2 separate regions of the Mus musculus genome follow, and region 1 is linked to region 2. Evidence: chromatin loops called from intact Hi-C (ENCODE). Cell type or tissue: left cerebral cortex. All regions are shown on one strand. Links, peaks and the distances in the headings refer to the core of each region. The heading gives the core; the rest is flanking DNA.

Region 1 (2,918 bases), core at 276-2,775, 60 kb before region 2:
TGATTTATTCTTTACATAGATGTGCATGTGTGTATATATAAGTACATGTTAGTCATCATGATTTTTTAATTGAAATTATGCACTCATTATTAAGTTTAGGCCTGCTTAGATTTTTTTTCTTGTGATGTTTTAGAAAGTTATTATAGGTAAGTTGTTTTTCAAAGTTATATATCCCATAAATAAATGAGTAAAGAATTGTCTGTAATATATTTTAGTTTTCCAGTATTTATGAGGTCTGTGGTAGCATCTCAGCTTTCATTCCTTTATGTCAGAAAAGTACCATTTTTATGCAGTCAAACCATCCACAAATAGCAGTCCTGCTTCTAGAAGCTTGCAGTTTAATTTGAGAACTTTAAATATATTAAAATTATGTATTTAAAAGATTTTCTGTGTTTCTGCTAGATTTATTAGATATTTATCTAATTAAGGAGATTAGATAGTAGTATAGCGCCAGATGTGGCTATTAAATATGATAAAGAAATGAAAGAGATAGATTTCTGTGTAGTCGGTTATAGAAGTAACTGCCTAAACAAGGAAATCGCCACTTGCTTAGGCCCTGACCACGCAGAGCTCTGTCCACTGTCCAGCGGCCGTCAAAGCACAGGCCTGACATTCTGTTCATAGCCGGTCTGGTTATGTCGTTTTATCTGTGGTCATTTAAGTGAGAGGGACTTTGCTTTCCTTCCCTTTTTTTGAACAGTGATTAGAATCATGTGATCATTTGAATTGTTTGCATCATTTTACATTTTGAGCATATTGCCTGTCTCTGTGGGTGTAATCAGTCTCTGCTCTCCAGCATGCAGGACATTGTATGAATAGATAATGTGGAAAGGTCTAAAGATAGTTCTGTAGGTAGAGTGCTGCTGGTGTTGTGTGGGGCACTGACTGGAAAAAGAACAAAGACACAGCAGGGTAAAGGCAGCAGAGCTGCATCCAGGAGAAGGGACAAACAAGGAGCTGGGGTGGGCAGTGGCTGTTGCTCACTGGTGGAGCCTTTTAATGCCCAACCAAGCTCTTTTATTAAAACCCCAACAGGAAAAATCTTGATTTTTTTATTTTATTTTAATTAATTAATTAATTTTTTTTTTTTGTGAAAGTGTAGTGAGATGTTTTTGACATTCTGCAGTTCGTTTTGAGCAGGATAGTAAAGGGTGTTTACTACAGCGTGGTTTTATGTCGAGTAGCACCTCTGATAGCCCTCGATGCCTGTCCCATACGTGTTACCCAGAGCCGGTTTCTCCCAACTGGTTACAGCAGTAGGCTGAGTGCCATGAGGAACAGCTGAGCCACCAGACAGCAGCAGCACTGACACAGGAGGCTCCCTGTGAACACGTTTCCATAAAGACTTGAGAGCGCTGTGTTTACCAGAACACACTTACAGTGCAATAACCTTTAAATTCTAGATTATCAACACCAGCTTCAACTCATGATTCTTCTCTTGAGCTAGAACTGAAGTGCGTGTGTTGTATGGGAAAATAAATATATTTGCAACAGTACACCAACTATTGAAAAGTCCACATGCGTAGACTACTGATCCAGGAGCACAGAGGGTTTCCCGTTGTTTAGTAGCTCTGTGATTTCCTTTTTTAGACGTAGTCTGTAGAAGACTTTTTCCTTGACTAGACATATTCCTAAATACTTAATCTGGGGGTGGGGATGCATTTTGAATCTTTTTTCCTAACTTCTTTCTCTGAGAGTACATTCTTGCTATACATGGAATCTATCCTGCAACTTTATGTAGGTGTTTATTGGGTCTGGGGTTTTTTAGGGGACCCAATAGTGTCTTTTAACTAAAAAATCATGTTGTCTGCTAGCAAGATAGTTTGACTTCTTTCTTTCCTGTTTTTATCATTTTATGCCTTTGTCTTGTCTAATTGCTACAGCTTAAACTTTGAGCACTCTATCAAATGGTCCCATTCCTGATTTTAGAGGAAATGGCCTCAGCTTGTCCCTGGAATGGTGGCTGTAGATTTGTTGTGTATAGCTTTATTATTTTGAAGCATGCTGCTTCTATTCCTAAAGTCTCCAGTACTTTCCTTGTAAACACATATTGGAATTTGTCAAATGCCTTTTCAGCATCAACTGAATGAATTATGTGATATATATATATATATATATATTTATATGCTGTATTACTTTTATATATTTACATATATTGAGCCAACCTTTCCTTTCATGGATGAAGCCCACTTGTTCATAATGTTTAATCTTATTATGTCTCTAAATTTGGTTTGCAGGTATTTTATTGAAAAATTTTACATATACATTCAAAGAAATTCATCTATAGCTTTCTTTTTCTCGTTGTGTCTTTGCCTGGTTTTGGCAAACTATTTGAATGCTTGTTGAGTAGTTAATTAGCTGTTTGTGACTTTGCAGGTCCTGCTTAGGATGAATGTGATTTGGAGAAGTTGCATTTGCCGACTGAGGCAGGGGAAGGTACCACACCGATGCCAGAGTGGCGTCCACCCGGTAGCCCCTCTGGGGTCGAGGATTTTAACTGACCCCGCCAAAGTTTTTGAACACAACATGTGGTGAGTTTCCCCCCACTCCCCTATTCATGTATTTATTTGTGAAACAGGACCACAGAGCACGAATGGAGGCCAGAGGACAAGTTTCGGGAGTCTTTTCTCCTCGTCCACCATGTGGGTTCTAAAGACCCAACTCAGATCATCAGACTGAGCAGCAAGACGTGGGAATTTGATATTATTTATACTCTTTAGGTGTCTTTTTCCCATTATGACCAAGGAAGGATTTTTTTTTTTTAAGACAGACTCTTCTTTGTAGCCCTGGCTGTCCTAGAACTCACTATATAGACCAGGCCATTTTCTGATTCCTGAGTGTTGGGATCAAAGGCTTATACCACCACACCCTTTGAGAAAGGATTTTTTTTTCAAGTTGATGATATTAAGTGAGGTTGT
Region 2 (2,918 bases), core at 328-2,827:
TCTGCTAACTACGTGGAATTCTAACCCTCCTCACATCCATAAAGCTAGACCATGGTTAGCAGAAGCTGATGTTTAAAGATCCCTTTTCCAAGGGAGCCGCACTTCAGAGAGTCCATTTTCCCCAACAGGAAAAGGTATGTTCCTTTGTCTTCCACATTGGTTAAAAGTACGGTCTCCATTTTCACCAATTCTGAAAGTTACCTTGGAGCACTGTCTGCCTGGAAACATCCTCCCATGAAGCTCTGCTTGAGAAGGTTTCGAGGCTACTCATTAGGGGTCTCTGTTACACATCTCCCATTGTGCACTGGAACACTCAGTTGCCATTGACTTCTGCTAACATACTTGTGCGAGTTCCCTATGCAGCGTCTCCAAACTGAGAATACATCCCGATTTCTACCATTAAGTACTTGTAAATCATTGCTACACATTAGTTGGTGTGTGAAAATAGCTATCTTCCTGGGGGCTGGGGGGGGGGGGCACACAAAAGCCAGAGTCACATGAACGTCTGCATCGTCTCATTCTCTCCCTGAACTGCTTCACCCCACCTCTGTGGTTTTCCATCTCCTAAGGTCTGAAGCCTGAATAGATCAGCTTTGTTACCTAATTGGTTCTGATGTTGGTTATGCTCCTCACAGGAGCAGTTGACTTCACATTTGCATCGCTAATAGCCCTCTTTGAGAGCCTCTGCCCCTCCTGCCTGCCTCTGCTAGTCATCAGTAGACTACACACACACACACACACACACACACACACACACACGTTGAGGGTACTTTCCCCTCTTGTGGAAGCACATTGTAAATCCTAAGCACTGAATATGGGAGGTGTTGTTATTAATAATAGCGTCTACAATCTACAAGGCAGCGTGCACACAGCACTCAACATGTACTTTTTCAATGCTTTTTGAGACACTGAGAGAACAACAGTACTGTGCTGTGGGAAAGGTATTGCCTGGGAGTCTCCCAGGAAAAGAATAGGTTCCAGGTCCCATTGAACCACTTCACTACTCTCCATTCAGCTCTGAGTGCTGATTTTGTATACAGTAGGTACTTCATTTGATTCCCAAGAGCCTATGAATTAGCTGTTACTGGGGCCATTTAACAGATGAGGCGGGTGCTCTGAAATCCTCGGTAACTCGCCCAGGATATTAGAGGTATTAAGTGACAGAGTCAGGATGTAGACCTGGAATTGCCTTTACTCCAAAATCCTTTTCATTTGTGGGTTCACAGGCTGCTGGGAAAAACACTGAGGAATAGAGAGCCTCTAAATGTGGTGCAGAGCTTGTGGGAGCTTGGCTCGTAGAACCCTCAAGGATCCTCCTGCTCATCGAAGATCCGGTCATTCAGTGAAAAAAGTAGGTCACACTTGACTGGGTTATAAAATGGAAAGGAAGGAGGGAAGGGAGGTGACCCGTGAGGAATGACAGAGCAAAACCCCTCAATCAGTTCTCTGCAGCATTCTGAGTCTGCTCAGCTGTGCCCCACCCCCAACCCCCTGCTCCCATCCCGGAGACCCCACAGGCTCAGCCTTGAACCTGGCGTACCTCCTAGCAGAGCACACAGCACTTGCGTACTCCTCACTTTAAGTTAAAAGGAAAATTCAAGGAAGGGAAAAGGCCCTTAAAACATCTTCAGAGGGATTTGGCTGTACTGTAACCTAAAAAAATCTGTGAAGTCGGGAGGTGTCAGAAAGAAAGCATGCATGAAACATCTTTATTTAAAGCCTGTGTGTACATGAATGACACATTAATGCCAATTCAAACATGAAATGTGGATCCTTTTTTGGAATACGGTCTGGGATTCGAAAGGCGCAAAGGTACCCTGCACGCTGGTTTGCATGGGGTTATAGATATAAATGGAAGTAAAAGAACTCTTGCATCTTCGTTTTTTTAATAAACCTGTGTTATGGCCTCAGAGCTATAGAGGAGAGTAGGTGCCAAAATCTGCCTTTCATTAACATAGGCCTTAAATGACAAGGAAGAGGTGTTGAAGACAAAATTACTTTTTCCTATGAGTATGAATCAGCAAAGTGCAGCAACAAGCAAGTGATAATAGCTGTGCGGGTGAGAGCCTACGGGGGCGGGGGGGGGGGAGGGAGAGGGGGGCGAGGTCAAGAAAAATAGCATCAGCTGGAAAAGACACAAGCACACCTGCGAGGCCTATGCAGGAGGCTACAGAGCACAGCTCCCCTGAACACCACCTCAAAGGGCTCAGAGCACAGTAAACCCAGCTTGGACAAAACACATTGGTATGAGATGGGTGGAACACATTAAAATCTCCAGATGGTTGAAGACAGCCCACCCTCAGCTGCCGCTGGAGCTGTCAGAGGCAAGCTACAGGTGCCACTGCTTGGCCAAGAACTTAAAACAACAGCTATTGATTCTCTGTTGCCTGCGGCCTCACAACCACTTAACCTTTAAGAAGGAGAAGCTAGAGTAGTGATTCTCAACCGGTGGGCACAGCCCCACCTTGGAGTCAACCGACCTTTTCACAGGAGGCCACCTAAGACCATCGGAAAACACTGGTTGTTGCATTCCAACTCGTAACAGTAGCAAAATTACAGTTAATGAAGTAATAGTGAAAATAATTTTATGGATGGAGGTCCCCACGGCATGAAGCACTATATTAAAGAGTTGCAGCATTAGGAAGGTTGAGAACCACTGAGCTAGAGAGAGGCAGATGAGCACTGCAGAAAGGGTGTGGGTGGGATCAATATTGGACTTGAAGTAGTCACAGTGTCCAGATACCTGTGAACTTGGCATCTCAGTGTTCTGTGTGTTCTGTGTCTTAAACATGATTTTCTTTAACAAGCAGCTACTAAGGAAAGCAGAGAGCCCACCCCCCCGGCGCCGGGGTGGGGGTGGGTGGGGGGTGCAGGGAGCTTTGCTCTCAGATGTTACAAAGAAGATGACCCTTGATAGG

The links. A loop is a pair of places that touch in the nucleus more often than their neighbours do. Peaks named below come from ENCODE experiments on the same cell type or tissue, not always from the same donor. Only the 100,000 strongest peaks of a DNase experiment are listed, where the experiment ranks them.
Region 1: it touches region 2 in a loop (2.0-fold over the local background); 4 of 42 quality-filtered maps call a loop at or near these places.

Annotation. Positions count from the first base shown.
Region 1 is chr2:71,017,833-71,020,750 of GRCm38, reverse strand. Mettl8 (methyltransferase like 8) reads left to right here. Exons shown (of 10, transcript NM_145524.3): 2 at 2,377-2,531. The coding sequence starts at 2,389. Among named protein-coding and RNA genes, the nearest start is that of Mettl8, 36 kb to the left of the region's middle. In left cerebral cortex, for the core only: no CTCF peak of the experiment used is centred there; DNase peaks (open chromatin) are centred at 818, 1,345 and 1,538; H3K27ac peaks cover 1,194 bases.
Region 2 is chr2:70,958,044-70,960,961 of GRCm38, reverse strand. No RefSeq gene overlaps it. Among named protein-coding and RNA genes, the nearest start is that of Gm39843, 36 kb to the right of the region's middle. In left cerebral cortex, for the core only: no CTCF peak of the experiment used is centred there; DNase peaks (open chromatin) are centred at 1,338, 1,811 and 2,259; H3K27ac peaks cover 1,731 bases.